Regions from separate parts of the Homo sapiens genome. Here regions 1 and 3 are each linked to region 2. Evidence: chromatin loops called from intact Hi-C (ENCODE). Cell type or tissue: heart right ventricle. All regions are shown on one strand. Links, peaks and the distances in the headings refer to the core of each region. The heading gives the core; the rest is flanking DNA.

Region 1 (11,213 bases), core at 2,080-10,079, 130 kb after region 2:
GCAGACACAAATATGCACACACATTCACTTAGACACACAGACCCTCTGAGAACATTGACAAAACAAAACAAAACAAAACCCTAAACTAATGAAATCTAAATCTGTCATATAGAAGAGAAATTTGGTCTAATTTAATCAAAATCTCAAAATCAGCACTGTTGCCCTGGCCAGGGAGGAGAGAGCATTACATCATCATGCACAGCAGAGCTATTCATGGATGACCTCTTATGTTTCACATTCATTTCTTGGTCTTATTGTGGACCCATTGGAAAACCACACATACCTGGAAGATTACTCCATAACTTGGAGCAATAGAAAAATTAAAAGTTAAGCTTACCTTTATTTTTAGGCCATACAATTTACATATATTAATTATGCAATGCTGTGCTGTAAAAGCAAGGAAAAATGTTCTTTCCATCACAGAGGAGAGAATAATGAACTCTTTTGAAACATGTCTAAGAGACATGCTTCAAAAATTCCATCTAGGCCTTGAAAAAAGGTTAGAAATTGAATGGCCTATATAGTGAGTGAGAAGAATATATCATAGGGAAAATGATGAATCAACACCAAGAGATATGATACAGATGGCACCTTTCAGAAGTACCAAGGAATCTGGAGTAGACAGAATGAAAGTTTAGAGGCAGGGAGCAGTAACAGCATCAATGAGAGATGACGTTGCAAACACAGATTGTGACCTCCTACAAAAATATGTTTTCTCTTGTAATTCTTATAATTGGTATTGTTGAAAAATAAACATTAGCCATAGCTTTAAAATAATTGAGTCAGAGAGTTTGGTATATTTTTGCAAATGACTCAATGTGAACATATAACTACATTTTTCTTGCTTTTTAAAAATGACTGATCATTAACAATAGGCTCACATTTTTTACTTATTATCCCTTCATTTGTTCACTTTCTTTAAATTCTCATTTCAAAGAAATGGGGAAACAATTTACTGAGCTGAAGTTAAATTCCATAACAGATGACCTCAAAGGAATTAGTCTTATTACACAAAATTGCTTTGGGTAAAATGGTGCAAAGGTCTCATTCATTTCAATGAGCTGTTGCTTATTAAAAATAAAATGCATTTACAATATCAACAAGCTCCTTTTTAACAAGGGATGCTGTTATCTTTAAAATTTCAAGAAATTATAACACTTATTTGCAAGTTACATTCACTATTCTTAAACAATCCTAGGTTCTATTTTACTTTAAATTCAAACGTTATTGTGAATATTATTTATGAAATTCTATTGTACATATAATGAAGAGGCTTGATAAATTAACTAAACATTACACCACAGATTTTCAGAAACATATTGTCCTAAGCAGTGTCAAACCAAGGGTGGAGGGGCAGGACCAAGAGAACAGTTTTACTCTGCTTGTGGGAAATAAGGGAGTGTGTTTTAGGAACAAAATTTAAAACAGCAATAAAACTGACTAAAATTGGTCTGCATTATACTAACCTCATACACTGACAATTCTAAATATTGTCAGAGATTAAACATTACTCCCTGAAAATCTTTTGTTGCTCTGTTAATACAGTTGCTATGATTACTGCATACACACACAAACACACACACACATAATATTAAGTATTTATATATATGTATATATATATATATATATATATATATATATACGTAAAGTTCAAGAAGAAGAGAAGAGGAGAAATGGAAGGTAGAGAATACTCAAAGAAATAATGATGGAGAATTTCCAAACATTAAAGAAACCTATTAATCTTCAAATTGTAAAGACCCATAACATACTAAATAGAAAAGATTGTGCAAGGGTTGACACATATAGACAGCATAGTGAAATGTAAGAACATCAAAGACAAAGAGAAATTTCTAAATTTCTAGAGAGATCAAAACAGAATACCTTCAATGGGAAATGTGATTTAAAAATCAGAATTCTCAATTGCAACAATAACTGCAAGAAAGCATAGACTTACCAATTTTATATTGCATGGAGTAAATTATAAATTTTGTATCCAGAAAGAATAGCATTTAAGTGTAAAATAAAAATATTTTTAGTTATGATACCACACATGGAAAATTTTATGAAAAGATCTGAATGTTTGACTATTAAATAGAGCATTAAACAGTGAGATTTCTCATATAATTATGCAATAAATAATACATAAACATATCCATAATGATATTTTACTAACATTTATTATTTATTATGTGCAAAGGATGGGTGGAACACTATCATATATGTTGTATATTTAAACCTCACCACAACCCTATGAGATCAGCATTATTATCATCCCCAATCCACAGACACCCAATTTGGCAATGAAATCCTAGATTACATCAATATAGATTAGAATGAAAGAGGATGAAGAAAAATAAACTGTTATTTGAAATTTTGTGAAGGTACACACTGGTCTGGTCATAAAATAAGCTATTGTTCAGTTTTAGAAAACAATAAGAATATTAAGGATAAGTAGAGATCACAATTTTTTTTTAAAGTACAGAATACCTTTTAAATCAACAGGAAAAAAATTTGATCTGCCACTGGAAATTAGGAAAGGATAAATTCAAGAAAAAAATGAAAGACCTAATAGTTTTAAGTTAGGAGAACTATGTCTTAATATCAAGCTGATTGCAGTTAAATGGGTTAGCCTTGCTAGTCAAAAGACAGATATGTGCAAATTGGCAGCCCCTCCCTGAAAAAACTCAGTAATACATTTTCTGTATGGCATACTTAAAAATAATGAGGCAGGAATATGGAAAATAAAATAATGGGAAAAGTTATACCATGTATGTATTAACTGGCAAGTACTAGAATAGCAAAATAACATGAGGTAAAATCAATTTAAAGTAAAAACTATCAATACAAATTATATTTGCACACTGCAAATGTAACAGTAGATTGATTCTTATAACAATGACATTATAAGAAAAACTTAATACAGCCTTGAAATAGGCAAGAACAAGAAGTAAAAAAAGAAGAAATAGATAAATCAACAATTGAAGCTATAAATTTTAATATGTCATTAAAAATTGATAGATTAAATTTACAGAAAACAAAATGAGATGTGAATAAAGTAATTAACAATCTTGATATATGCAACTTTATACATCATAGAATCCACATTATTTTAAGCATATGTATAATATTTACCCCCTAAAATACATCATATTCTAGCTTCCAAGAGAATCTTCAATAAGTTCCAAAGAATCAATTTCATGCTTTCTAACCACATATGGGAACTCAGAAATTAATAATCAAACTACTACTAAAAACCCTATCGAAAAACTACAAAACATAACACTGAATACATGAGAAATAGGTAAAAGAGGGCTTAACTCATGGAAGAGAGCGATGAGAGTCAGACTCCATTTTTGGACGATGACAAATTATAAGCAGAATACCAGTCCCTCGTAAATGGGCTTGTTTAGGGCAAAATCTCTGTCCTGGGTGAAGGAAATACAAGAAATGATCAAAAATCATGTTAGAGAATCTAGGCATAGGATAAACCTTGCACACTGGTTCCCACATAAGAAAGTGGGTTCTGTGGATCACAGCCACATGGTAATCTCGGTAGTCTAGACCCTTCTGTTCTCGAGAGGCTCTGAATCCTGGGTCTCATTAGCTGCAAAATCACTTGTGAAGACTTGCTAGAGAACAGGAGTCAACAGGTATCAAATTTCAAAGAGTGAAAATGTGTCCTTCTCTGAATTGATCTGGGAATCAGAGTATTCCTCATAGTGCAAAACCCTCAGTAGACTCACATGTGACAAGTGAGGAAAAGCAAAGGCCAAGGCTACATCAATGATGCAATGTCTATCCTGCAGTCACAAAAGGTAGATTTACACAAGGAAGAAGAAAGAATCAGTGCTTACTGAGGCATATTCACTCTTCTTTATAAGCAATAGCAAAGAGAAAAAAAGGAGAACACTAAATTCAACGAACTTTTTAATCTATTATTAATTTGCCCTACAATTTTGCTGTGCTTTCAACTTTCATGGCAATCAATGAAATAACTCCCTCTTGATTTAGTGCAAGCCAGAGGTGCAGCAGTCCTGCAGCATATGTGCGGAGAGGCTCTTGTTCTTAGATCTTCACTGGTGTCAGGCAAAAGTACTTTTTTTCACTTTTCAATTGGTGGCTCCAGCATCATTAAAGGATAAAGGAAATAAGAATTTTCAGTAAGAGTATCTACATCGTAAGGCACCACGCAAAGTAAAGTGTAGTATTCACTGAATATTTATTAAAGAAATAAGACCTTTTTTCCTACAGAGGTAATGAGTAAAGAAGTAATAACTGTGCCAATTATTACAGCCACATAACAACTTAACCCAAATATTAGCAATTTAAGACAACAATTTTATTTTGCTCACAATTTTCTGGGTCAGGGATTTTGAAACAGTTCAGCTAAATAGTTCTCACTTGAATTCTTTCATGGAGTTTCAGTCTGATGTTGATTATTATCAAATTATCTAAAGGGTGATTTGGTTATGCATCCAATTGGGCCTATTCTCAGGGCTGGCAGTTGATGCTGGTTATTGGCTAGGTGTGTTGGCAGATGTTTCTACATGTGACTTCTTCAGGGTGGTAGTACCAGAACAGTAAGAATTGTTACATGGTGGGGGCTTCACCAAAAATAGGTGTCCCAGAGAACCAGGAGAATGCTGCATCACTCTTTATAACTTACTTTCAGAAGTCACATAGTGTCACTTCCATCATCATTTATGGGTCAAAGCAGTCACAAGTCCATCAGATTCAAGGAGGAAAACAAACAAACCAAAAAACCCACTTCTTAATGGTAGGAGATGTGTAGATATTTGATTTTTAGACAAGTTTTAAAACTTTCAACATGACTAATACCTTATTTGGCAATAACGATTATTCTAAATGAAATGTCTACAGACTTAATTCTTAAAATTAAATATAGAGGTGTTAAGCGAGTGAATATTCCACTATTAATATGAAAATGTCTAATAGCCAAAGACCACATTTGCTTTTAATTATACTTTTTGCCACACTATAAAGTAGGTATGAAATCAAGAGAAATTTTTATTTGATTCAGAGAACACCAGAAAAAATGTGTATACTAAAGTTTCATGTTTTCCTACCTAAAATATGAAGTTTAAACATTTATAGAAAATTAATCATGTAATTACCTGCTATGTAGACTCAGCTTTAAATGATTGTTAATTTTTGCTTAAATGGTCAACGTACCCCAATAGGAAAATAAATCTAATTAGTCAGTGTGTAAAAATCAATTATCCATATGAAAATATCTTCAATTATAGTAGTCATTACGGAAAGTTTTTATATCCAAAGGCAATGAAAAACAATGGAAGAAATACTACATATTAAATAAAAATTCAATATGTGTTACTTTTTAAATGTGACATTTAGAATGTTATTAGTTAAATAATAGAGGCTGACATAAAATATCTGCTATCCCAAAGGAAATGCCGAGGGATACCTCCCTACTACCAGATGCATTGCAAAAGAGGACAGCATGCTCTTTAGTGCTGTTATTTCCTCTATTCTGAAAAAATAAAAAAAGAAAAACACCTTGGAATTGATTCTAGGTGACAATTTCTATTAGTCATTGTTTACAAACTATAAAAGAAAAAAATTACTTACAGATTCATGTAATTTCATTGTATTTGCCATACAAGTTCATCTATTTATTAAATGCTCTATGAACACACAGAGCTTTCTTTTCATTCATAATTGATCAAATTCGTTATTTAGAGACAGATTATTTCTGAAGTTATTACTGGCATTTCGTAAAGCTCTATATGAGCTTTCACATTTCTTTTAAAAAAAATCTATACTTCTTTATGCCAGGTCAGTCTTTAGAGGAAAACAGTAAGGGTTCAAGAGTCATTATTTCTCTCTTGTTTGTCTAAAGACTCCAGGTCTTTTTTGAAAATAAATGGAGTCATAAACCATATCTTTGTCCTCACTTTTTAGCATTTCTCCCTCAATATCTAATATGCCTAGCAGTGAAGATGCTACTTCTGTAAACAGAATGTGGAATTCATTTGTGAGTAGTGTTTTTGTTCTGTGTAGTACTAGTGATAGAAACATTTGGTTTGAAGCCAAAAGATGCTATTTTAGGCTTAGTATAATTTTCCAGCTGTTGTTGAGGAAAGCATGTTATACGTCCCCACCCTTTACACTGACATACTCATCTATACATTTATATTTTGCTGCCTTTTCAAATCAGTGATGCAGCTGCCACAATATGCCTCCTCCTTCCAGCAGGTGGTAGATTATTCTCTGTATAAAATGACATCATTCCCTATCTTGCAGAAAACATGCCCTCTGAGCTGAGGAAAGGGCAGAACCATTATGAAAAACAAAATTTAGATGAATTTATCACATTGTATTTAGTGAAACCATATCATATATTTTAGAGAATTAACAACTAAAGGCAATACAATCAAATTATTAATGGCATTTGAAGAAGAAACAGTAAAATATAAACAAAGATTTCAATAATTTAAATAGGAGTAACGCTTTGCCTTCTTTACAATCAACACTAAGGGAAACATAATTAGTTTGTGTGGTCCTACTGCTACTCTACTTCTTCCCCGACAGAAAGACAAACACTTGTGTTATACTTAAGATAATTTCTGAGCTTATGAGGCTATATTTAGCTGATGATTTGGTTATATGCTTTACTAAGCAATACCATAACAAACATTTTCATTACAGCTACAATGGCTCAGAACATTTTTGCTCCCAAACAGAAACCTATTGAATAGTCAATAAAAAGGGCTTTTGGCCGACATTCAATTTTAAAATGAAAAAGACATATTTCATATTTGTTTTCTAATGAAGATAGAGTAGGAAATGATGTAAAAAAAATCACAGAACCAATTGGGCTATCCAGTAGTTTACTTTAGAGATGAGAGTCTACACAAGAGCAGGTGATACCATAATATTTACCATTCTTCAATAGATATTTTAAATTATCTGACATAGAATATTCAGCATATTTTTCATTATCTTTGAAGGAAATAAAAATATTTTACACCAAAATATATTTTTTTGAAATATTTTAAAATGGCTCCCTCTTGGTCATCCTGACAGAAGTAGCTTTGCAAAGGTGTCTTAAGTGGGAAAATCGTGCATCTATAAAGAATCTCCATTAATCCATCCATACCCCCTCCCCTTTCTATCCCTTTCCTCAGACCCAGGAGAGATTGAGAGTATCACACTTTTTAAAGTCTGAAAAGAAACATTTACCATCTAGTCTCTCTGAGGGAGGTTTCATCCGAGTAACAAAGCCACCTTTGCTAGCCAAGCTTCTCTCTTTCTCTCTCAACCTGTCTTGCCACTAAACCTGATTTACCTTTTTCTGGCCATACTCTGAGTCTGCATTTTTTACTTTGGCCTCAGGATGATACATAAGTTCCTGTAATTCATTGGGAAGTTGGGTTTTCATTCTGACGGCTCCTGTGTGTGCTTGTTAAATAAATTTGTATGCCTTTTTTTCCTATTAATCAATCTGCCTCGTGTCAGTGATTTTCAGAAAACCTTTAAGGGGCCAAGAGCCCATGGCCCCCACATATTGTATATATTTTATGCACAAATATACATAAACAAAACCATGTTGATGTACACGAAACAGTATTTTCCTTTCTACATATGTTCATTACTTAGTTATTGTAAACCAGAAAGTATCTAAGATAGGTCTCTATCAATTTAGAAGTTTATCTTGCCAAGGTTTAGGATATGCCTGGAAGAAAAGAACACAGAATCACAGAAACAGTCTGTGGTCTGTGCTTTTCTCCAAAGAAGAACTTCAGGGTTTTAATATTTAAAGATGAAAAGTGGACTGGAGGGAAAGAGGTGAAACTATCTTTGCAAAAATTTTAAGAGAAAATTATGACAGGAAAAGAGACCTGACCTACCTGACTTCCTGTTGATTCTAACTTCCAAGCTGTCCTTGTTCATTCCTGGGCGTAGGCCAAACTAACTGTGGGAGGAACTTATTTTGCCATTGAAAGTGTTGGCAAAAACTGCAATTACCTTTGCACCAACCTAACAGTTTATAGTTTAACTTTGAAACAAAGACAATAACAACCCTTTCCCAAAATGAACCCCCTTCCTGCCTGGGGACTAGACTGCCTTTTTCAGGAGTAACAAATTAGCCACAAGATGAGAAATTATGGTTTAGAAGTCATGCAACTGGAGGCTACAAGATTCTGAACGTCCCCAAATTGTTCCTGGGGATAAACTCATTATTGTAAAACTTGAGATCAGAGCTTGAGATGTTTTGTAGACACTGTACTTGATGAATCAGCTGGCACCACCCAGATGGATAAACTGGGTCAGCTGGTGTTGTACCCCCTTCTCCACCCCGGGAACTGACTCAGTGCAAGACATCTTTGACATCCTGGAAGTTCATCTTGGACCCAACCTATCAGCACTCACCACTTTCCAACCCCCTCCCCACCAAATTATCCTTAAAAATCTGCATCCCTGAGTTTTCGGGGCAACTGATTTGAGTAATAATAAAATTCTAGTCTCCTGTACAGCCAGCTCTGCATGAATTAAACTCTTTCTCTATTGCAATCCCCCTGTCTTGATAAATCTGCTCTGTCTAGGGAGCCGGCAAGAAAAACCAGTTGGGAGTTTACAGAGGGAGGATATGGTAATCCACACATTTCAAGGGAAAAGGAGTAGGTAGGGGAATAGTCAGTTATGTATTCATCTCACGCATTTTAGATAAGATTAGGTGAACATAGAGTAGCTACCTTTGGAGATGTTTAACATTTTATTTGTACCTATCTGCCTAGGAACAAAAGAAAAGGCAGTTTCTTGCATGACTCAGCTTCCAGCTTAATTATTTTCTTTTGGCATAAGGAATCGGGGCCCTGAGTTTTTATTTTTCACTCCCATTTCCTTTAAATGTCATAAAAGAATACAGTAAGGAATCAATAGTTCTAATCTCTACTTTGTTAATGTTTATCAGTTCACCTTTTTTGTAATGGAAAAATATGTTGTATCATTTATGTGGGTTATAGAAGAAGCTGGACTTTAAACACATAGAGTAATTATAGCTTGTATATATTACTTCATAGACAATAAAGTATATCTGGGTTATGAAGAAACTTAAAGTTTTGAGGTGAAAGAGATAAGTTCAATTCATGCTACCGTTAGGAGAAATTAAATGCCTGTGTCAATAAACAGCTTGGGAAAGGATTGGCAAGCCCTCTAAAGCAAAGACACAAATTCTTCATTGTGACGGACTACCGATTACCAGAGTGGATAGTGTGGTTTGTGCTAGAAAGCTATTGACTTATTTATTATATCCTTCCTGGAAGACAATACAAGGTGTCATGAGGAAAGTGTTTCCAATATTGAATACTTTTCTGTCCTAACAAGATGAGCCCAAGAAGGTGGAGATAATAGATGGCAGTTATGTACTGCAGGGAGAAACCTTTTTTAATGACTTAGCACAAAGTAGTCCCCAGTGAGTCTCTTAGATGAACACAGAATGAAGAAGCTATGTACCACATTTTTAGAAAATAAAAAAGTAACACCTCTCTCTGCTAAGCCAATAATTAGCATGTGAAGTCAATGTTTATATTGCTTTCAAACTTCCAGAAATGCTGTGGAAAGATTAAGCTCAGAATTAGATAACATTAGGTAGCAAATTGATAACAGATACTGTATGTTTTTAGAAGTGATGTTTACGTTGTGTGCAGAAATGTTTAAAAATGTTTTTACATTAAAATTTTTATTCTAGTAGCTAATTTAACATAGTCATACAAAAATAAGAATTATAAGAACCTTCCATGATTCTACCAACCAGATATAACCCTTATTATCACAGTAGCATGTATCCTTCCAGTCTTTTTTCTGAACATATGTCGCTGGAATCTCAAATTATTGGGATCCATAACATTTTATATTTTTCCCCAATAATGCAATAAGTAGATAATTTAAACAAACCCAACTCTCATCCCTACTTACATACAACTCACATACTTCTTTCTTGCTGAATAGCACTTCCATCATTAGCATTTTGGACTGATTTTATACTTTTCAGGTGCCTTTCGTTACTAGACTGTTATAACTGAGAAATTATTATTTGAATTCAATATTGATCCAAAGCTTTGGTATTTGTCTTTCAACAGAGGCAGATCAATGACTCCAGTCCCTTAGTGTAGAGAAAGGTCAGTCTGGTACTGAAAATCTTCTTCATTTTTCCTTTTCTATTTGTTCCTCAGGGTTTGTCACCATTGAGTGATAAAGGTGTCAGGTCCCAATTGTCAGTTCATTGTTGGCTATGTGGATTTAGAATACATGGTACTTAGCAATTTTTGAACTTAGCTGTGTGCTTCAGGCACAATTCTGAAACAATAGGAAAAGTTTTGCAAAGCTATACATACACAAACATAGCCTTAATTTTTTATAAAAATGGGACTTACTATACAAATTCTTTGTAACTATTTTTAACATGTATTATATCATAACATTGTTCTATATTGAGCATCATTAATAAAACTTTCATCTTTTCTACATTACAATGATAACACATACTTCTCTTAACAATTGAAATGACATACAAATATTCCTTGATTTACAATGAGGTTATATCTAGATAAACCGGTTGTATGTTGAAAATATTAAGTCAAAAATGCATTTAATGCACTTAACCTTTAAAACATCATAGGTGAGCCTAGCTTACCTTAAATGTGCCCAGAACACTTCCATTAGCCTACAGGTGGGCAAAGTCATCTAACACAAAATCCCTTTTATAATATCTCTTGTAATTTATTGAATACTGCACTGGAAGTGATAAACAGAATGGTCGTTTCAGTTGTTTACCCTTGTGATTGCGCAGCTGACTGGGAGCTGTAGCTCACTGCTGCTGCCCGGCATCCTGGGACTGTATCCTGCAGCTAGCCAGAGAAGAGAGCAACATTCAAAGTATGGTTTCTAGTAAATATGTATTGCTTTCACATCATCATAAAGTTAAACAATTGTATGTCGAACCATAGTAAGTCAGGGACCATCTGTATTGCAAAATGCATAAAAGCCATGATAGTTATCTTTCTCTACTTCTCTTTCTCATCTCATTGAGATAACCAATGCTAATAGCCTAAAATGCTCACTTTCAATCCTTTTTTGTTGTTCATGAATATATATATATATACAGGCATATATATTTACATATATTATATCCACTGTTTTCTTTGTTATTAAAGTAGAATCATATGATA
Region 2 (11,213 bases), core at 1,491-9,490:
CCCTTCATTCTCTTTATCTTGCTTTATTTTTGTAGCACTTATTTCTTTCATAAATATTATGTAATTTGCATATAATTATGTTTATGATCTATCTCCTCTAATTAGAATATAAGTTTCATGAAGGCAGTGTCTTTTGTCTGCTAACAGAATAGTTTCTGAAAAACAGAAGGTGATTTTAAATACTTGCTGAATGAATGAAAGAGTACTCACTAGGGTTCTGAGATGAAATGTTTTATCTGTAAGTCTTGCCATATAAGTTTATATGACATCTATCTTTTGCCCTTTTATTAAAAAAAGAAAATCTTAAATAAGATTTCTTTTTAGAGATACTGGATCTTTTTGGAATTTTATGAAATACTATTACAGATTTATAAAACTATAGTGTTTTGGTTTAGATATTAAGAATAGTTTTCTGGCCAGAGGACTCATTTTTTAGATACTACTTGTAAAGCATATGTAATACAAATTTGTTGTATTTTTAAAACATAGATTTCCTCTTAGACACTTTGAAAACCTTAAAGACTTCATACATGCCACATCAATCTTGCCAATACTGTGAATCTCTGGTAAATAACTGTGACACACAATATAAAATGTTTATAATCTGGTCATTTATTATTTGCAAGTAACCAATTACTTAATAGGAATATTAAAGAAACAAATATAAAACCAACAAATTAAACAAATAGACATAGAAACAAAAGAAAATATCTTCAATGTGGATCAAACAGGACACAAAAACAAATTTGATTTTGAGACGGAGTCTTGCTCTGTCCCTCAGGCTGGATTGCAGTGGTGCAATCTCGGCTCACTGCAAGATTGCAGTGAGCTTGCAGTGAGCCGAGATCGTGCCACTGTACTCCGCCTCCCAGGTTTCACGCCATTCTCCTGCCTCAGCCTCCTGAGTAGCTGGGACTACAGGCGCCCGCCACCACGCCTGGCTAATTTTTTGTATTTTCAGTAGAGATGGGGTTTCACCGTGTTAGCCAGGATGGTCTTGATCTCCTGACCTCGTGATCCACCTGCCTCAGACTCCCAAAGTGCTGGGATTACAGGCGTGAGCCACCGCGCCCGGCCAAGATGATATTATACATTAATAAAAATTCCAAAATAACTTTCCCCTTAAAGAAAAATAAATTTTATATTAAAAAGGACGTGATTGCTGAGTAGATGCATTATATAAGAGGGAGAAGAAGGATCTGGAGCCAGATAAATAAAAAACACAAAGCTATAATTTGTGTAACATGAAAACTAGCCTAATATGGCATGAAGAATTCCAATCAGTGGTAGCTTAGGCCCAGGGACACAGAGAGAAACAAGGAGCTATGAGGAATCTTTTTGGGGTGATGTAAAAGTTCTATTACCTTATTTTTTAGTGCTATTTTTGTGAGTTCCTATACCTGTCAAAATTCAAAAAGTTGTACACTGTAAAGAGATGTAATTATTGTACATAAATTATTCCTAAGCAACTTGATGAGCAAAACCAAAAGTATCTAAAGATTTGTTAGACAAATAAAAGTTATAAGAACTAATCCCTAAAGAGCCATACTAAAGGGCATACTAAAAAATATTCAAGCATAAAGAAAATTATCTCTGTTGGAAAATCAGAGGAATAAAGAGCAAATCTAAATCAATATTGACTGTATAAGCAATGATTATGGCTTGTTTCTTTTAAAGTATATACCAAATTAAATATAGGAGTTCAAAGGCATACGATTTGTGAGAAAGTGACTTGATTTAAATTGTTCTAAGTTGCTTACATTGCCCAGGAATAAGCCAGAAGTACACATGAATAGTATACATAGGTCATTTTAAAATGTATGTTGTAATCTCTCGGCTAAGCACTAACACTATAATGAAAGAGTAAAAAATTCTGAAAATAATAGAGGAGGAAATATAGTTAAATACATACACATACAAACACATATGCACACATGACTGTCCCAAAGAATAAATTAAATACACACACATGCACACATAATTGTCCTAAAGATAAAGGAACGAGGGGGAAAAAAAAAAAACAGAGCAGGGGGACAAATAAAGAGCAAATAGCAAGATGGTAGATTTAAACTCAAACGTGTACATAATTACATTCATTTCAACTCAGCTATTGTGCAAATTAAAAGACAATGGCTATTAGAGTGTGTGCACAAGTATACACTCACACAAACACAAATACGCTGACATATATATAAAAAGAAACATGATAATGATAAAATATTAATTTCACCAAGAACATGTAAACATCCCAAGGTCTATAAGCCTATAACATATTCTCCAATAGAAATAAAACAAATATTTACAAAACTGAAGGGCAAATATACGGTGATAGTGAGAGATTTTAATAAACTTCTCCCTGTGACTGATAGACAAAAAAATCAACAAAAATATAGAAAATTTCATATAATTAGCAAATTTGACTTACTTGATAAACGTGAAACATTGTAAATATACACAAAGCAAGTTGCTCAATAGTTTCAATTGCACGTGTAACTTTTTAAAAAATTGACTGTATCCTTCACCACAAAGCAAGCCTCAATTAATTATAAAAAGTAAAATTATTACAATATGTTTTATGAGTACAATAACTCAAACTATAAATCAAAAAAGATAACTAAAAAAATCATAATTTGGAAATTAAGAAATGTACTTCTACATAAGCCATAGATCAAAATGAAATCAAAATGGGAATAATAATAGTTTAGATTAATCATGATAAATTATTACACATCAGAAGTTATGAGATATAGAGAAGCTATACTTACAGGAAAATTTATGGCTTTAATGCTTATTTAAGAAAACAAGAAAAGCTAACTCAATGACTTAACTTCTTAAATTAGAAAAACATCGCAAAATTAAATGCCAAAATATACAAGAAGGGAAAGATAAAATTAAGCGTATAAATTAGTAAATAGAAAATGGTTGTAAAATAGAGTCAATAGAGTAAAAATGTGGTTCTTTAATGATTTTGTCTGATGAAAGTGATCAAGAAATGAGAGAAGGTACAAAAAATCAGTGTCAGTAATACAAAAAGAGGATGTTACCACAGATCTTGAAGATACTAAATATTCTAAAATGTTAATACATAAGGGATGTTCACATAAAATTGAAAGATTCAAAATTTTAAAGCTGTCAAATATCCCCAAATTTAAATGAGCTAAATGCAATTCCACTCAAAATTTCATTTTTTTAAGAATTTCACAATGTTATTAAGAAACTATAAATAATCAAGAAGAATCAACTCATTCTTGAAGGAGAAGATCATGGTGGAAAATGTTGCTTTCCTGGATATGAAAGCTCATCATAAAGCTATATTAAATAAAATAGCATGGCATTGACTCAGGATATATAGGATATATATAAAAAGACCAATGGACCAGGATAGATCAGAAATAGACTTGAGAATATTCTGATTAGTTTATTTACTAAACATATGGCAATGTATTGAAGTGGCATAAGGATAAAGATAAAGGATAATATTTTCAATAAATAATATTGTATCAATTGTTTAACCGTGGAAGAAAATAACGTAAATTTACTTTTTCTTATCACATAAACAAAAACTTTTCTAAATGGATTTTTACATAAATATAAAAGAGAAAACGACACATCTTTTAGACAATAATATAAGAAAAAATCATTATACTCAAGGTAAAAATGTATTAAACATAGTATGACTATGCAATTCAACGTTCTATCTGGAACAAGTTTTGACAGAGAAAGGGAGGAGCTATTAACAAATATGCTGAGGCATGAACCAAGAATGTGTCATGCAAACAGGATAAGTGCATTGCCACATAAACAGGACAAAGAAAGAATTAGTAATAAAGAAAAAATTAAAACATTGATTTCTCTTTTAACTAATAATACATAAATTAAGAATCTCAAAATGCAAAACAAGGTACATAATGGGAAAATATATTCATATCCTGCTTTTACAATAAATTTCAACTAAGACAAAATTATCCAAGCAAATGGAAAAATGTCAAGGGAGTTGAACAGAAACATTGTTGGTGGGGATATCCAATGGTCAATAAACAAGTTAAAAGCTCTACTTTATTAGTGGAGCAAGACGGCAGAATAGAAGGCTCCACCAGTCGTTCCCCACAACAACCCCCTGGGCAAGGACAACAACGTAACAACTATCTACACACACATACACACATGCGCGCGCACACACACACACAAAGCACCTTCATAAAAACCAAAATCAGGTGAGCACTCAATCAGGTGAGCTGGTTTTAACTTCATATCGCTGAAAGAAGCACTGAAGAGGCAGAAAAAAGTCTTGAATTATGATCATCCCCCCATTCCCCATCCCCTGTCAGCCACAGTATGGTGCAAGGGGCGCGTTTCTGTGCACTAGGGAGAGACAGAGCACAGCAATCAGTGCTGTCCTGTTAGAGCAGAAAGGAAACCCAGAGCAAACTCAGCTGACACTCACCCACAGAGGTAGCATTTTAGCCAGCCCTAGCCAGAGGGGAGTCTTCCATCCCAGTAGTCTGAACTCCAGTTTCCACAAGCCTCGCCACTGCAGGCTAAAGTGCTCCGGGGTTCTAAATAATCTTGAAAGGCAGCCTAAGCCACACAGACTGCAATTCCTAGGTGAGTCCTAGTGCTGAACTGGGCTCAGAGCCAGGGGACTGGGTGAGTAGGGCCAACTACCTACTGAGACATCAGTTGAGCCAGCTAAGGGAGTGCTGGCTTGACCCCTCCCCTAACCCCAGGTTGCACAGCTCCTGGCTCCAAAAGGGACCCCTTTGTTTAACTTGAGGAGAGGAGAGGGAAGAGTGGGAAGGACTCTGTCTTGCGTCGTGGATACCAGCTCAGCCACAGCAGGATATAACACAAGTCAAAGTCATGAGGCCCCCATTCCAGTCCCTAGCTCCCAATGAACATTTCTAGACACACCCTGAGCCAGAAGGGAGCCCACTGCCTTCAAGGGAAGGATGCAGTTCTGGCAGGATTCAGCATCTGCTAACTGAAGAGCCCAGCAGTGACACCCAGGTACTACATTGAGGGCCTTGTTTGAGACTCTGAGACTTGCTGGTTTCAAGTGAGACTCAGCATATTCCCAGCTATGAAAGCTATGGGGCAAGACTTCTTCTGCTTATGAAAAGCAAAGGGAAAAGTAAAGGGGACTTTGCCTTTCTGCTTAGGTACTAGCTCAGCCACAGAGAGGTAGAGTACCAAGTAGGCCCCTGGAGTCCCTGCCTCTAGGACTTGGCTCTTGGACGGCATTTCTGGACCTGCCTTGGGCCAGAGCAGAGCTCACAGCCCTGAAGGGTGAATCCCAAGCCAGGCAGCATTCACTCCAAGCCAACTGAAAAGCCCTTGGGCCTTAAGGGAACATGGGCAGTAGTCTGGCAGTTGTCCCCATGGGCCTGTGGTGGTGGAGGCCACAAGGTGAGGCTCCTCTGTCTTTGGAAAGGGAAGGGAAGAGTGGGAAAAACTCAAAACAAAATGCTTTTAACTTGCTCATATGTCATTACTATTTTCTATCAATATTTCAAGTAAATAGGACTCTGGGATCTATGTATTTATAGAGTGTTGATTTTAACCACTAATTAAATATGTTTATTAAAACCTACTTGAATATTAACCTAGGCACTATTATTTTGAATGGGGATTCAAATGGCATTATTTTATAGCAACTCATTAAATATTTTAATATTATATAAAATTTTAAATACTTTTTAAAAACAGCATTAAGGCCTGAGATGATAAAAGCTATTTAACAATTTGATATGATTCTACAATAAATATTGAAAGCCTTGTTGATTAGAGAGTAGTACATGAACAAAAAAGAAATGAACTACCTATGCATGACTAGTAATTTATTATACTTTGACCTACCTAGTCATCTCACATTTGTTTGTTAATAGTTATTGAATCCAAGATAAGATTATAATTGGCTTAGGACAAACCTGAGACAGGTGTCCTTTGTAAAGATTTTTGGCTCCCAAGAAAAAAAGTCCCAGGCAAGTCAAATCAGCAAATTATAATTCTACAGTTTAAGAATAATGGGGATATTTCCAAAAGAACTGAGAGTTTTTAAATAAGTCAAAGTCATTCTGACCATAATTATATGACATCTCAAGGTCATCAAATATGACCTATAATGGAGATAATCAACCTATTTAGAATCTATGACATAGGTCCCCATGTGCAAATTCAGTGATTAAAAAACTTGCCATGTATCTACACTCATGTAAGCTAAATGGCAGACTTCTTCACATGGAAAGGTTAAAATGTAAGATTAATGCTACACAGTAGCTGATCTTGAGGCACCTTAGGGACATGTGACGTGGAGAAGAAATTCAAGAATAGATAGAAAACTGTCAGTAGCATTAGTGCTGAGTTGAATCTCTAGATCCAGGGTTCAGGCTGCCTTATTTCTTTAAGTTATCCTTTCTCATTAGGTGATTGAGTTTGATGTTTCATATTCTAGACCAGAAAATATCTGCATATCTAGAAATTAGTCTATGCTTATCAATAGTTTTAGAATAGCTTTGGATATTTTGTCCAAATTTCTTTTCTTTTCTTTCCTTTCTTAGAGACAGAGTCTCATTCTGTTGCCCAGGTTGAAGTGCAGTCGCATGATAATACTTCACTGCAGCCTTGAACTCCTGGACTCAAGTGATCCTCCCACCTCAATCTCCTGAGTAGCTAGGAATACAATTGGCATAAGTGCCACCATGCTTGGTTATTTTTATTTATATATTTTTTATTTTTGTAGAGATAGTCTCTCACTATGTTGCCCAGACTGGTCTGGAACTCCTGGCCTCAAGCAATCCTCCTACCTCGGCTTCCCAAAGTGCTAGGATTACACATATGAGCCACCTTGCTCAGTCCAAATTTCTTCAGTTTCAAGGATGTACAAGGATAACCCTCCAATACATTAGTCTCTTTTATTTTAAAAAGTAGTATTTAGAGTATATTTATTTAATGTAGAATCAAAGGGAGAGTATAGAAACATAACTTGGATGTCTATGAACAAAGATGATTCTTTTTAGGGACAAAATTGTATGGTGTATAATGAGTTGAATTTTTCATGGAAGTTTTATGCGCTAACTCACATATTGGGATTATGGTAACTATACACACACTTAGTCAAGCCAATATTAGTCTTTTAAAAGGCATTTTAAGGACATTGAATTATCTCATTTTTTGAAAAAAGTATTTTATTATAGCAAGAACACAACATGAGATATGCTCTCTTAAACTTTTAAGTGTACAAAGCAACACTGTTAACTACAGGGGCAGTGTTATACAGCATATCTCTAGAACTTACTCATCTCTCATTACTGTAACTTTGCCTGTTGATTAGCAGCTCCAAATCCTTCCTGCTTCTGCCCCTGGCAGTCACCATTCTGCTCTTTGATTGTATACTTTGGCTATTTTAGGTATGTGAAAATTAAGGACAGATCCTATGCTGACCTGATAAACAAAGATAGCTCTTTCGAGCTCAATGTACATTGAGTGTAACAAGAGGGAAGGAGGGAGGAAACCACTGCCCATTTGGGATTCCTTCAAATTCACATCTCTCCAAAATGGTAAATTCTGTCTTTATTTAAATGACCAAACTTTCTGATTGTCAGCTCTGTATTTTCATTTTGTAATATTACTATGGCAGAGGCATTAAAAATATGGAAATGTTCTCCATTGAGTAGAATTAGTTACCAAAAATGATGACTAATAATTATCAGCCTCCCAAAAGACATGAACAGATACTTCTCAAAAGAAGACATTTATGCAACCAACAAACATATCGAAAAAAACTCAACATCACTGATCATTAGAGAAATGCAAATCAAAACCACAATGAGATACCATCTCACACCAGTCACAATGGCATTTGTTACAAAGTTGAGAAACAACAGATGATGGCAAGGCTGCAGAGAAATAGGAATGTTTTTACACTGTTGGTGGGAATGTAAATTAGTTCAACCCTTTTGGGAGACAGTATGGTGATTCTTCAAATACCTAGAACTAGAAATACCATTCGATCCAGCAATTCCATTACTGGATATATACCCAAAGGAACATAAATCATTCTATTATGAGGATACATGCACATGTGTGCTCATTGCAGCACTATTCACAATAGGAAAGACATGGAATCAACCCAAATGCCCATCAATGACAGATTGGGTAAAGAAAATGTGATACATATACTCCATGAAATACTATGCAACCATAAAAAGGAACGAGACCATGTCCTTTGCAGGGACATGTACGGAACTGGAAGCCATTATCCTTAGCAAACTAATGCAAGAACAGAAAATCAAACACGACATGTTCTCACTTATAAGTGGGAGCTGAACAATGAGACCACATGGACACAGGAAGGGGAACAACACACACTGGGGCTTGTCAGGGGGTGGAGAAGGAGCATGGGAGAGCATCAGGAATAATAGCTAATGCCTGATGGTTTTACTATCTAGGTGATGGGTTGACAGGTGCAGTAAACCACCCTGGCACACGTTTATCTATGTAACAAACCTATACATCCTGCACATGTATCCTGGAGCTAAAATAAAATAAAATAAAATATTATCAGCACCCAACAAAATTATGACTGATTCCTTCTATATTCTGTGGCCTTGTCCCAAATGAAAAGTAGGGGAAATTAACCTTTGACCTCTCTGGCCTCTTCTCTGTGCTCTTATTTCCTTCTCTAGTGATACTTCCCTATTCCTTAGGCACCCAGTGATTTTATAATCCTTTCCTTCCCCTCTTTATCTATTAACCTCTGTTCTCAAGAAAAGACCCAAATTGAATTTATACTACATTCCGAGAGACTAATTTAAACATTTTGTGTTATCTTTCCCAGGGAGACTTGTATTTTCTGACATTCAACTTAATCGAAGAATAAAGCTTTAACAGTGGCATCAGTGACATGATGAATGATGCATCATTTTGAAGTAATAATGGTTTTCCCAGTGACTCAGAAATAGCAGTATGTTCAGATTCAGTGTGCCTGTTCATGAGGTGAGCACTCCATAAGCCATGCAAAACTGTTGTATGGGAAAAGACAAGGGGGAAGGCAGGAAGTAAAGGTCAAAGAATGCACACAGATTGTGACAGAAACATGTATATTAAGAGACTTGTAACACAATGGGAAACAGGTTTAATTCAATCTTGGAATGTTTCCCTTCTACATGAATATTAAGAATAGTATATCATAAATCAAACTCCAATATTTATAATTGTCAAGTCATAACTCAATCACCTCTCTCTTTCACAATATATCTCCTTTTAAAAAATAAAGTTTTGTTTTCAATTTCTTAAAATACTACTGGAATGGAATTTCCCAAAGGATTACTATTTAAAATCTAAACTTCCTGGTTGGTGTGTTCTCATGATTTTAGAGCAAGTCTAAAAAAATCTAACCTTCCCTGTTTTCACACAATTTGCAGAGCTCTGCAGAAATTGCACATCTGGCTCTTTGCCTGTGCACCTGAAGTTATCTCAGGAGAAATTATACAAATTAAATACAGACACAGAGAAGGTCTTTTTTAATTCAAAGGAAAAGAATATATATTCAAGAAAAGCAAAAAAGGTAAGAGAAAAGGTAAGGGACTGTAGTGATATTAAGCTAGGAAACTAACAAAATGATGACAATATAAAATAAATGATGTGAAAAGAACAACAAAAACAATATAAAGTAGAAATGAAAATATATTGTGTTGGCTCAGGAAAATATTTAAATTACTTTCTTTCTTCTATTCCATAGGTGGAAGTTGGGCCTTTGGTCATTAATTCTCTCTCTCTCTCTTGCTAATTTTTGCAAATAGGGAGAACTTGGAACATCTGCCAAAATTTTTATTTTGTGCTTTATTTTGGCTACCTGTTTATTCCATAGAACTATGACTTGTCCTGGTGATTCAGGCTTACTCCTTAATTTCTGAACTGATTGCCAGAGAGTCAGGGATATACACATACATTATATATACACACACACACACACACACACACACACACACACACACACACATATATATATACACACACATACATATATATATATACACACACATACATATACATATATGGGAGATTATATCTATATCTATATCTATGTCTATCCCTCCCATGTTATTTCCTGCTTTTCTACTACTTGTTCCACTTTCCCCAGGTCTTTTGAAACTAAAAATAAAATTATCACCTCACTGTAAGTATCATGTCTTCTGCTTCAGGGGTTGCACACTGCTTCAAGGTAGTAATTGTTAATTATTCAAGACTGACTTCTTGTAAAGTAATCTTCTAGAAAGACAGCTGGACTTTTAAGACTTCATGAACTCTAAAGATATGGCAGGCCAGGATCCAAGGCCAAAGGTATAATACCTCCAAAAGCTACGGTTATGAGTCTTGGAAGTCAGCCCTTGGTTGTATCAGAGGAAATACAGTTCTCTCTAACCATGAATGCTGAAGAGGAAGAATCAAGCTGGAGGCTAGGATTATGCCATATCATACTGCTTTTGGATCTCAGCACACAGGATGCCAGGGGAGGGTAATGTTCTTACCATGAAGCTTGTCATCAGAGGTCCAAAAGAAGAGAGCCACAAAATGTGTACTGTTCAATGTTGTGTGCACATCTAGCATGAAACATCTTTTGCATCAGTGACCAATCTGAGTACTTACATCTTAACTCTAAGGCACACACTAAAATACATAATGCCTGGTTGTTCCTAGATACTTACTTGGTATAAAATTTAATTTTTTCTAAAAATGATCTTATATGGTAGCTTTTTTTTTTGAGACGGAGTTTCGCTCTTGTTGCCCAGGCTGGAGGGCAATGGCATGACCTCAGCTCACTGCAACCTCCATCTCCCGGGTTCAAGCAATTCTCCTGCTTCAGCCTCCAGAGTAGCTGGGATCACAGGCGCCCATCACCATGCCCAGCTAATTTTTTGTATTTTTAGTAGAGACAGGGTTTCCCCATGTTGGCCAGGCTGGTCTTGAACTCCTGACCTCAGGTGATCCACCTGCCTCTGCCTCCCAAAGTTCTGGGATTACAGGCGTGAGCCACCACGCCCGGTCATATGTAGCTCTTTACTGTCTTTACAGCATGATAGCTGCTTAATACATATTCAATATTCATTGAATTATAACATTCACTGAATTGCAATATTTTTTCTCATTGTTCACTCTGTTTTCCGATTTTTCACATACCCATCCACATCCCCAATGCTCACAACTAGCCGCAA
Region 3 (11,213 bases), core at 1,843-9,842, 620 kb after region 2:
TGTGAAGAAGTAGAGTGTGGGTGTTTAATACACTTTATGTTAGAAATCATCTTATTCTCTATTTATTGGATTGGTAAAAAAGTAATTACAGTTTTGCAATTAAAACAAAACTGGAAAACTGCAATTAGTTTTGCAGCAACCTAATAAAAGCAAATAAAATTGTAATAACGTTATGATTATTTCAACGATCATCAAATGCACAACAAAACTTATTGCATATTTGTATGATCCTGGAAAAAAATCACAAATAATTTACCTTCTCTATGAATATATTTTTTACAAGTAAAGCTATCACAAGAATATTACAAGCCCTGGACAAATTGCTTCTGTTGGTGAAATTTTCTTTACATAGAACTACATCTCCCTGCATTTGGGGGAAATTAAGAGGGAGGAACTGCCAATGATCAATTTCCCTTTTTCACTCCAAATATTTATTATGTTTTATTTATTCTTAGAGTTCATCAAATTATTAGAAATAACGATATGATTCCACTATTCTTCAGAAACTCTTATCTTTTCTCTTTAGTCTTAAAAATGATAGTCTCTTAACCATCAGGATATTGTAATAGATCTGAAAATACTGATGTAGCACCCTGGAAGCCAACTGGGTTTGCTTCATCTTTTGATAACAAATGAAATTTTAGCTCAATCCCAATTCCACATGGACAGACAACCCGGCAGCATCCCTTTTTATGTCTTAGGGAATGCTTGAAGAAATTTGTTGGTTCAAGAGGCACAGTGTGTGGTGTCTCTAGGATCTCATATTTACAGATTGTTGCTGTCTCTTTTCATTCACTTACCATCATCCAAAGCCTTCCTTCCTTTCTTTTTTTTTTTTAGTTGCTCCATATACGAAAGTTTTTTTAAAAAGTCTATGTAGCAGAATTTTACTTATGATATATACAGTGATATGGTGGTGGCAGTGAAGCCAGCTTACATAATAGCTATGATGACAATGCCAAAATGAATATTATACATCTCTATTATTATAAGTCCTTTGGCCACGTTACTGTCATATATTTCTTATAAGCCTGCTTTCTCAGTAGTCCCCAAAAGCCTGTAGGTATGTTGCTCAGAACCACTTTCCAGTTTGTAATCTTTTCCAGATGATTTGACCCCATCAGCACATTCTTACTCATTTCTCATTCAGAGCTTTTAGCTCTTAATTTGTGCAGATGTTTCTGCTTGTCCCTGTTGATTCCTCTTCATAATTTGTCCCCTTGCTCAATATACTGAGCGTCTCGTGTATGAACTGCCTGCAAGGGCTCCTTTTTGTTTGACAGCAAGCTGGCTTTAACCTATGGGAGACACCAGCAGGAAGTCAAAGGTGGAAGAGAAAAAGAGGAGGGACTCTATTCCACTTTCACCCTATTGGGTTACCATGAGCTTACTATGTCCCTTTATATAAGAAAACTGCTCCTGTAGGTAGCTATATCTATTCTCCTAGGATTGGTTTCAGAGCCCTAAATTTTATACTAAAAATAGCCTAACGAGATTTTCTTTCTGAACCAAAAGAATATTTCTAGGAAAAGATATGTGCATGCAGTAACCATTACATTTTTCTTACTCTGATATACACATCTAAAATGAGTCTTTTGTTTGTTGTGCTATGATAATGATAATTTGAAATAAGGTACAAAAAAGCAAGTGATGATTATGGAGAGCTTTGAAGATTTTGACTCTCTTATGAACTGACAGGGGCGTCAAACATAATAATGTATCTAATTATACCAAGAAACACATAACCCAATATTTGCTAATTACAAGAAACTAAAAGCTCTTAGAGAATCAATTTCCAATAGAAAATTTCCCTCAGTGGCATACTTTTGTCAGCACCTGGCACCTGAAAGACAGGAGTTGAAAAAAAAATGAGATAAGAGGAAGTTTGAAATTAACTAATGTTATTTTGCTTTAATATACGGCTTAGTGCTGATTTTAGTAAGTATATTAGCAAAGAGGCTTGTAGACAGATTAGAGAATTTCTACAGTGTGTTAGCTTTCTGTTCTCCTTAACATTACCACAATTCAGCAGGTTAAATTAATACAAAACTAGTTATATTTTTGTAACTCTAGGACCTTGGCATTTCATATATCCTTTTAACTATTTTGAATTGGTTCACTAGTTTTATACATGAATAAGTTAACCATAACACTTGCATGTATTGATATAATTCAAACTTGGAGCTTGTATAATTCCATTTGTTCTAATATTCAGGTATTAAAAAATCATGCTCATGAGCAATGATATGTAAGAAAAAACAAGACTGAGTTATTGAAAAAATTACACATATTTTCTCTCTACCACTATTGTAAGTACTCCTCTGAACACAATTAGATGGATTAGATGCATGTGAACAAAGAACGCTGGAAGAATATAACAAGCACTCAATGTTTTATGACATCAAAGGCAAAGCTATATCAGTGCTCATTTCCCTACCTCTGGTTTCTCTGCGTTTTGTACTTTAATCCACTACACCTCACCTGCAGGCTCAAGAGAGCCTAACTTCTCAGCTGATAATCATAATAATCAAATAATTAAAATACTATTTATTAATTTATTACCACTTACATGGTGTGCACAATGATTATCTTATCTGAGCCTTAAAACAACCCTTTAATATGAGTTATTAATGTTTTAATAAATATAAAGCAACCCTTTATACTTATCTTTATTTTACTGATGCAATAATAAGACATACAGAGGTTAGTTAATAACCATTTCACTCAGCAAGTGACTTATCCTAGGTTTTGCTGAATTGCAATCAGCCATTTCTGCTGAGTTCCTATTTGGCCCTTGAAGAAACTTCACTGAACCTGGATAAGTAAAAACACATAAAAAATGTCTCCTTTCAACTTCTCTTCCTTTATGGGGTACATTCTAAGAATTGAGTATGATGTTCAGGTCAAGATGATGGACTTCGGAGTTCCGAAGGAAAACTTCAAATCTTAGCTTTATCATTTTCTGGATTTGAAATCATGAGCAAGTTTGTCAAACACTCTTAGTTTTGGATTGCCCTTCTGCAAAATGAGGACAACAAAATCTATCTGATGTTTTAAGGCAAGAGTAAATAAGATTCTGTATGTTAAGAGAATAGAGTATAGCTGGTAAAAAAAAAAAAAAAAAACAAAACAAAAAACAAAACAAAACAAAAAAAAAAAACACCACTGTGTGGTTCTGACCAATTTATCTAGTGAGTAATCCTAAACCCCGTCTAATATTAAAATATTTCTCTGAACTTTCTGATTTTACCACCCTCCAAATCAACCTGGTGGTCTTATTGCTTCATCTCTTTCCCGGGACAGCACAAAGTAACTTGCCTTGTGATGAAAGCTCTTAAGAACAAACACATTTCCCAGCAAAAGTTCGTGTACTTGCAATCTTACTCTCCAAAACTTCACTGCCAGCCACATTTTTCACTGACATGATGGATGGGCTCTAAAAGTTCTTCTGCCCGTTACTTGAATTAGTATTAAACCAGTGATGTCCTCAGGAGGCTCAAGAGTGGATTCTGCACTTTTCTTTCCATCTTGCATTCAGTAACATTGTATTGAGAGCTTGAAGTCAGCCATGGAAGAAGTTTATCATTATAAGAATTGGCAAACACTACAAATGAGGTTTTAGGTTTGTCCTCTTTTGTTTCCTTTAAAAAAATTCAAATAGTTGCTTTATTAGCTCACCCTTGATTAAAACTAGTATGCCCTACAGATCGGTACTACTCAAATTGTGATCCATGGACTAATGCCAGTCACTGAACTATTTCTTTTCTACCTTGGATTAAGTACAATAATTGAGTGTGAGCATTTGGAAACATTTAGAGCATTTTGAAATTGTCATTACATTAATATGCTTAATCGGTTTTTGTAATTAATTTCTATTCAATTTTACAAATGCTTAAGTTTGTAATAGATTGTAAAACAATGCCATTTAATACATTGTATTGTAAAAAAAATGCTCATTCATGCATTGTATACAGTGTATATAGCACTGTGCTTAAGTAGTCCCCCACGCCTTCGCATCTCTATAACCAGATCGCTTTCACCCACTTTTGCCTTGCCATGGAAACTGGAGCTTATCCAATCCCTTGCTTGTTTCCCCTTCTCATGTTTAAGGGCCAAAATGACTGATGTCTGAGCCAACTCAAATTACTGCAGTGGACTTTTGTAAGCTCATTTATTTCTCTGTTCTATGAATTCCCTTTTTACTGGGACTTCATTTTTTATGAGGCCAATAAGAATGTTTCTCTAATGTACAAAACTATCTAAGAATCAAAAGAAAGAGATTGGCATGGATAGAAGGAAGAGAAAGTGCTGTTGGCAAATGTGGCCAGAAGCAATTCTGCAATGAAAGCCTTTGTGGATCTTCAATACTTGCTTGGAAGTTTTGGTGCAAAATGTCTTTATTTTTAAACCCAAGCTTATTTTGAAAGCCATAATTTACTTCAAAAACTTTGGCACTGATTGCCAGCACTTCAAATAACCTACCGAGTATTTTATAGTTTGTATTTTCCCTAGTCTAAATTTATACAAAAAAAATTTCAGTGTTATTTGAAAAGTCAGAAACCAGAAAGGGAGGAAAAATCTTAAGCCAAATACTTGGTATACTTATCTCCCGTACATCCCATCTGACTCTATTACTGTCAATTTTAACTCTTGGCTAAATTAAGTGGATCTGTTTATATTTAGCAACTGCCTAAACAGCAGATCTGTACCCTGTCCTCCCCTTGTCACCTTACACTGACTCCTGACTGCATAACCCTGGTAAAGGAAATGAGTATTTATTTGGACTCCATTATGTGCCACCTAGTTTATATTTAGTACTACGTTTAATATTCACAATTATAAAATAGGAATATTTCTGAAACTGGTCTAATTGCCCCATAGAACTGATGTTTATGGTTTCTTTTGAATAAACATAGAAATTGACCCTCCGAGTCTTGACATTTGAGAGTTACATTTGTCTGAGTTCCTTTCTCAGGAAACCAGCGATCAGGACTCTCAGATAGTATCAAGGAACTGAACTTTACCAGATCACCACATCTGGACAATAAGATGCCACACCTTCACCCATCATGACTGCATAATTGACCACCAGCTTCCTGTTGACAACCTCTCTTCCTTACTCCTTCCTATTTCCCACAAATGGTTACCTTTCTTCCCTGTCATGTAACCCCCAAATTTCAGTCAGTTGAGGAGATGGATTTGAGACTAATCTCCCGTCTCCTCAGCTGCAGCACCAGGTTAAAGCCTTCTTCCCTGGCAATACTCATTGTCTCAGTGATTGGCAAGACCTAGACCAAACCCCTGGCATTTTGGTACGCTGATCTGGAATGCATTGCTTGTGGCTTTGCTGTCTGCTGCAGGCTGGAGGAGCTTAAAAGCCTTTCTAAGTAGCTGCCTGTCCTTTTAGGACTGGATGTAGGTTTCTGCCTCTCTTTTTGGCCCTGGCATTGCTGGCCCCAACCACATTCCTGATTGCCCGGGAAGAACAGCCTTTGAAATTCAACATCTGCTTCTGGGTAGTTGGTGAGTGTCCTCTCTGGGCCCAGACAGCAGGATCTGCTCCTCTCTACTTGGGAAACTTTTAAATACATTTCTGTTTGCAGGTTGAACAAGCCCACCTGACCAAGAGAGGGAAGCACGCTAACTGTTTTCAGTTTGGACACTCTTGGGGGCTTTTTAGTAATTGCATGTGTTTCTGAGCAAGTGAGTGTCTTTTGTGGGTACCAGACAACAGGATTGCTCCTCTCAACTAGGGACAGTCTGAAGAATTTTGGTGTGCAAATTCATCAAGCTCACCCCATGGAAAGAGGAAGCTCCGCTGTTTCAGTTTGGACACTCTTGGGGTTTGTTGGTTGCTGCAGCACTTGGATTGTATTTTGGTGATTGTTTGTGTATGTCAATATAGCCATGGGAAGTAAGAATTTGATAAGCTGATAATCTTATGTAATACTGTTTGGCCTCATATCTTTGAATCTGGATAAGTTTGGCCTCTCCATGTGCCTCGTTTTGCTGCTGAATGGCAAAGCAGGGTGGAGTTTTGTGTATTCAGGCTTTTATGCTGTTGTTCAAAGCAAGGTCAGGCTTGATTAGTACATGATGTTCTTCTGTGGTTTTTTCTGGCTCCAGTCATCCTTGGAGTGTGGAGAGATTTAGCCTTTAAAAATCAAAATGCCACAGAAACTGCTATACCCAAAACTTTGGTTCACAACCTTCATTGGATTGCCTATCAGGTCAAAAGAAGTTTAGCCATGTGAACGTGTTCATAAGCCTGTGAGTTTGTATTGGTATCTCATGGCTAGAGTTCCAAGGTAAAAGTTATTGGATCTTTGTTTGCATGTATGTATATATGTTTAGATGTGTTTACATGTATGTATATTATTTCATATGTTGTGTCTACCAAATTGGCTTATAAATAAAAGAGCACTCCTAAATTAAGTCCAAGCAATTTTCAAGTTCATGCGACTTAAGTAAATCTTTAATAAACAAGTTGACTTTAAAAGTACTGGTAAAATAAAAATTTAAATGTCATTGGAATTGTCAGTATATATTTTTAACTTGGTTTTATATTTGTGTCTGCTAGATATTTTGAGGTGTCAGAGTTTGGCACAGATGATTATAAATCTATAAACCCAGCCAATACAAAAATAATCTTTGTTTCTGTGATTTTTTTTATAAATAGACTAATTTAATGTTGTTGGTTTAATGAATACAGCTTCATCTTCTGAGTTATTAGTGAAAATACCCATGTATTTAACTTTAAAATTCTTACTAAGATGGACACTTACAATTCACAGGTTACAAAATAGTTAACAAGGAAATGACTAGTTTGGTCTAATATCTTAGTTCTCATAAATAATCTAGATAACCTGTTTAAAAAATGAAAGAATTGAGTACATGTAAATGAAACAACTTATAGGTTTACTTTTTGTATAATTTTAAATTTAAAATTATTTTTGATGTTCATTAGGTGTCTGGGTCATTTCTAATTAATAAAAGGTCATGATATTGGGAAATATGCTTCTAAAAATTGTGGAATGTTCTCATCTATAAAATACTAACATCTGATAACTCAAGACTTCTTGCTTACTAGGTTTTCACTAAAATTTAAAGCTACTAACAATAAGATTTCTAGTTAGTGTATAATTCTGTATAAAAAATATGCCAAAAATATGTGTTCTTATTAACAAAAATAATAATTTTGTCTAATTCAGCAGTTATCTAAAGGTTGATTCAAATTATGGACTATGGTAAATTTTTGTCCTAAAATAAAATAATTGGTTATTTTAAAAATTAGGACAAAACAGAAAGTCCAAGCATGTCCAATTTAGTTTTTTTTCCCTGTTTCTCTGTGTCTATCTTCATGCACATACAGAGAAAATAGAAAATTGAAAAAATTTATGTAATAAAATACTCTTGAAAATCCAATAAAAAATTAGAGAAATTTGGCTAATTAATATTGCTCATAGTTAAAGCTATTAGCATTCATGAAGTTAAAATAAAAAATATTATACAAATTACATTTGAAATTTGGCAATCATTTTTTAATATAGTTAAGCATAGAGCCAGATTTAGCATGGAGCCAAATTTCACATAGATGTTTGCATTGCTTTGTTTCACACCGTATCTGCTATTCTGCATGTACTAAAGTACTTACCATTCACATGTCTGAAATATGTTTCTTAATTGCATGAAGTGTATAGTGGTGTTAGTGGACTTACAGACATTAACTTGCATATCAATAAAAAAAAAATCCATCCTGTGTTTTTTTTTTTTAGGCCCTAGGTAACACTAGCCTCCAAGGTAAACTGAGTAGGTGAAAAATTGGGAGTTGATTTACTGTTTATTTGTTTTTGCTTCTAATCTTAATTTATTTGATGTTTGTCCTCCTTTGGATTTTACTTATATATACACATATAAAACCATCTATGTTTTTTAGTTTCTAATGGAAGGCTTATATTTGGTTCTATGATTAGTCATTTCATTTCCTATGCATTTCCAACAATTCATCATTTGCTCTATTTACCTAAAATACCTAAGCTACCTTGCTCAAGCCATTTAAAATCGGATTGACTTTGCTTATCTCTTATATAGAGAGCTGTTAAGTTTCCTGGCATAAAAATAAAGGATTTATAAGTTCTGAACAGAAATAGTTCATTATATATTTTTTATTTAGAAAACTAGGTAACAGTAGAAATGTTTAAGTGGTGTTTATTTCCATGGTAACTCAATTCTATCAATAATTTGGGTTGGCTTAAGATCTTTTCCTTCAAATCATGAAGGAAAACTTTGATGTGGGTACTAAGTTTTAATATTCAGGAAAGATTGTCCTTGTCATTATCGAAATTATATTGATTGGGATTGCTTTCAAACTACTTTAGTTGTGCCTACCATTGTTAAAATTAAGTGACATTCACTTGGATTAAGTAGCAGTTTAAAAAAACATGTTCTAGTGATTTTTGAACCTAAGCTTTTATCAAATATGAGAATATTCTATTGATGTTTGGACCCAAGTCTTCTATCACTGTTGGGTTTTCATATGTGTACTTGAAAACACATGTTGCGCTGGTTTAAAGATTCTAGTGGTAAAAGTTACCTAATCAGCCATCAGTACTATATGTGAAAACCAATCTTGGAAATGTGTGACAATACACTTTTAAAATAGCTGAACAGGAATTATTGTGTGTTTGTTCTTACTTTGCCCTTGTTTTGTTGTGTACTACTGAAGTGAAAGGAGATTATTCGTCCTCATACTGAACTTCCAAAGCTGATATTTGCATTTGCCATTTTTTTATGGAGAGAAGTTAATGATCTTACTTTGATAAGTTTGCCAAAGGACTTATCCCATTTTTATGCTTTTGGTATAGTTCTGTAACTAGAATGCTAGCAATTAGATATATGCAAGAAGTAACCTAACCACTTTAATATAATAGCTTGAAGTGCTGCAACTGGACACCAAATGACAGTATTTTAATTTGTGACATTGTTGGAGAGAATGATAGGAATTTCTGCAGTAAAAATGTCCTATTTACTAATCCTTATGCTGTTAAGTTGCAAGGCTTTGACTCCTAGGTTTGAAAAAGGCATCAACTCCTGATAAATCTTGAACAGTGATGCCAATCAAAGCCTTGTCTTTAGACGTGGGAGAAGATGATAATAAAAATGAACTGCTTTCATGAGACACAAAGCCAGAAATGAAAACTATTCAATCCTTCTAGGCTCAGGAACTATTGTAGAAGAGGTGGGTGCATGAGAATGTAAGGGCCAATTTTGAGGGACAAAATTAGTTCAGAATAATATACCAAGTGCACTGATTTAAGGCCAGCACCTAGACCCATGTGGCAGAATAAGAACATTTTCTTAGAGCATTGATTTTCTCTGCAATAGAAAATTACAAAAATATGAAAGGTTAAGGAGATCTTACTTTATGGTCAAATTACTTTAAAATGTGAGGTGGTGTTTACTTTTCTTTGGATTATACTTAAATAAATGTATTTTTAATGTTTGTCTCAGTATTGTATGTGATTCCTGAAATTCTCATATGTATTAATACATGTTGTAATTATTATGATTATTATGTTAAATTTTTGTATGCCACAGAAATAACCAAATTTCCTTGTCAATTGTGTTTGTCCTAAGACTTTTGTCATCCACAATTCTTTGGCTTTGATTCTTCTCAAAAAGCAACTTATAAGCAGCTATAGTCCAAGACTTGCTTCTTTGGGGGAGTTCATGAAAAGGACTTCTGAATGTGGGTTTCTGATAACTTTGGAGATTGTGCCATTGGACTAAAGAGAAAACTTCCAGGACTTGATTTAAAAGGCCAATGTGTTTATAAAGATTGATAACCCAATATGAACAGAGCAGGAGTTGATTGTGTGGACTGAACTAATGGAGGAAAGAAATAATTTTTATAGCTTTTTTGAAACATTGCTGAGTCTGTTTTGTTTTTCAGAGCCTGGAGGAAATGTTCTTTTGAGTTATTTATAGCCTTTAACAACTGAGGAGAGTACACTCTTTTTAGAAGAATTTTAGGCATATTTCTCTCTTCCTGATTTATCCAGAATTCAGAAACTATTTGTGAATATTCTGAATTCATGGAACTGCAGTTGTTTGCATAAGTTCAATAAAAATCTGTTTTCTTTTATAACAAGACAAAGTTGGAGGAAATGGTTATTTTCCCTAGGCTTTGACTGAAATGGCATGTTTTCAGATATAAGCAGACTGTTTGGAGAAATTGATACTAACTTTATACAGCCAATGAGAACCCCTTAGGACTGGCCTGGCACTTCGTCTACACAGTTCCTTTGCAGGGTTCCTTGTCTGTGGTTAGTGGAGAGCATCACTTTCTGACAGGGCCAAGGAATCTCAAGTTGCTGAGGCCTGAAGAAAAGAGTTCACCCAATTCATACAGGTATCTGCAGGTGCAGATGGATCCTTGCCTGTGCTGAAGATGCCTGTGGAGGTCAAGTCTGATCCTTGGTTCCAGCAAAGCCAATTTAGGAGAGCCTATTTGGACAATGGAGAGCCTATTACTGAACTTTTTGTGGGTAATCAGGCCAAGTACAGTGGGACTGAAGCTTATTTTGCAAGTAGACTGCAAAATAGATCTATCTTTGGTGGAAGTGGGGAACTGGAGAGAGAGAGAGATTATGTTTTAGAAGAAAATTATAGTATAAGATTAACCTCTGATTTGCTTATTGCCCATATTCACCCGTGATGTGTAGAGTTGTCCACACTGCCCCTCCCCAGCTTGAGGCAGACAGAAATATTGATGACCAGATTCTCCATGATTCAGGAATTGATAAATAGAAAGGGGGGCACTGAAACCAGCTCAATTGTCCCATGGTACTAATGTTTATGGTCTCCTTTGAATAAACATAAAAATCAATCCCCAGTCTTGAAACATAAGAAAGTTAAATTTGTCTTATCTGAGTTCCTTTCTCAGGAAACCAACTATCGGTCCTCTCAGATAGTATCAAAGAACTAAAATTTACTAGATCACCACACCTGGACAATAAGATGCAGACCTGTCATCCATCATGACTACCTAATCTAACTACCTGCATCCTGTTGACCAAACTCTCTTCTTTACTCCTCCCTAATTCCTGTTCTCCAACACATGGATTCATTTCTTCTCTGCCATGTAAACCCCCAATTTCAGTTAGTTGTGGAAATGGATTTCAGACTAATCTCCCATCTCCTTGGCTGCAGCA

What was found. Hi-C counts contacts between places; a loop is a spot of excess contacts. Peaks named below come from ENCODE experiments on the same cell type or tissue, not always from the same donor. Only the 100,000 strongest peaks of a DNase experiment are listed, where the experiment ranks them.
Region 1: it touches region 2 in a loop (2.2-fold over the local background); 3 of 110 quality-filtered maps call a loop at or near these places.
Region 3: it touches region 2 in a loop (3-fold over the local background); 4 of 110 quality-filtered maps call a loop at or near these places.

What each region holds. Positions count from the first base shown.
Region 1 is chr6:140,909,151-140,920,363 of GRCh38, forward strand. No RefSeq gene overlaps it. Among named protein-coding and RNA genes, the nearest start is that of MIR4465, 230 kb to the left of the region's middle. In heart right ventricle, for the core only: a CTCF peak has its summit at 6,205 (motif pointing right); no DNase peak of the experiment used is centred there; H3K27ac peaks cover 405 bases.
Region 2 is chr6:140,775,798-140,787,010 of GRCh38, forward strand. LOC105378027 (a long non-coding RNA gene) reads left to right here. Exons shown (of 8, transcript XR_001744387.3): 7 at 8,837-8,994; 8 at 9,423-9,638. Among named protein-coding and RNA genes, the nearest start is that of MIR4465, 98 kb to the left of the region's middle. In heart right ventricle, for the core only: no CTCF peak of the experiment used is centred there; a DNase peak (open chromatin) is centred at 4,647.
Region 3 is chr6:141,397,967-141,409,179 of GRCh38, forward strand. LOC105378029 (a long non-coding RNA gene) reads left to right here and starts at 5,307. Exons shown (of 3, transcript XR_943077.3): 1 at 5,307-5,523; 2 at 5,604-6,308. In heart right ventricle, for the core only: no CTCF peak of the experiment used is centred there; a DNase peak (open chromatin) is centred at 5,439; H3K4me3 peaks cover 4,625 bases; H3K27ac peaks cover 6,064 bases.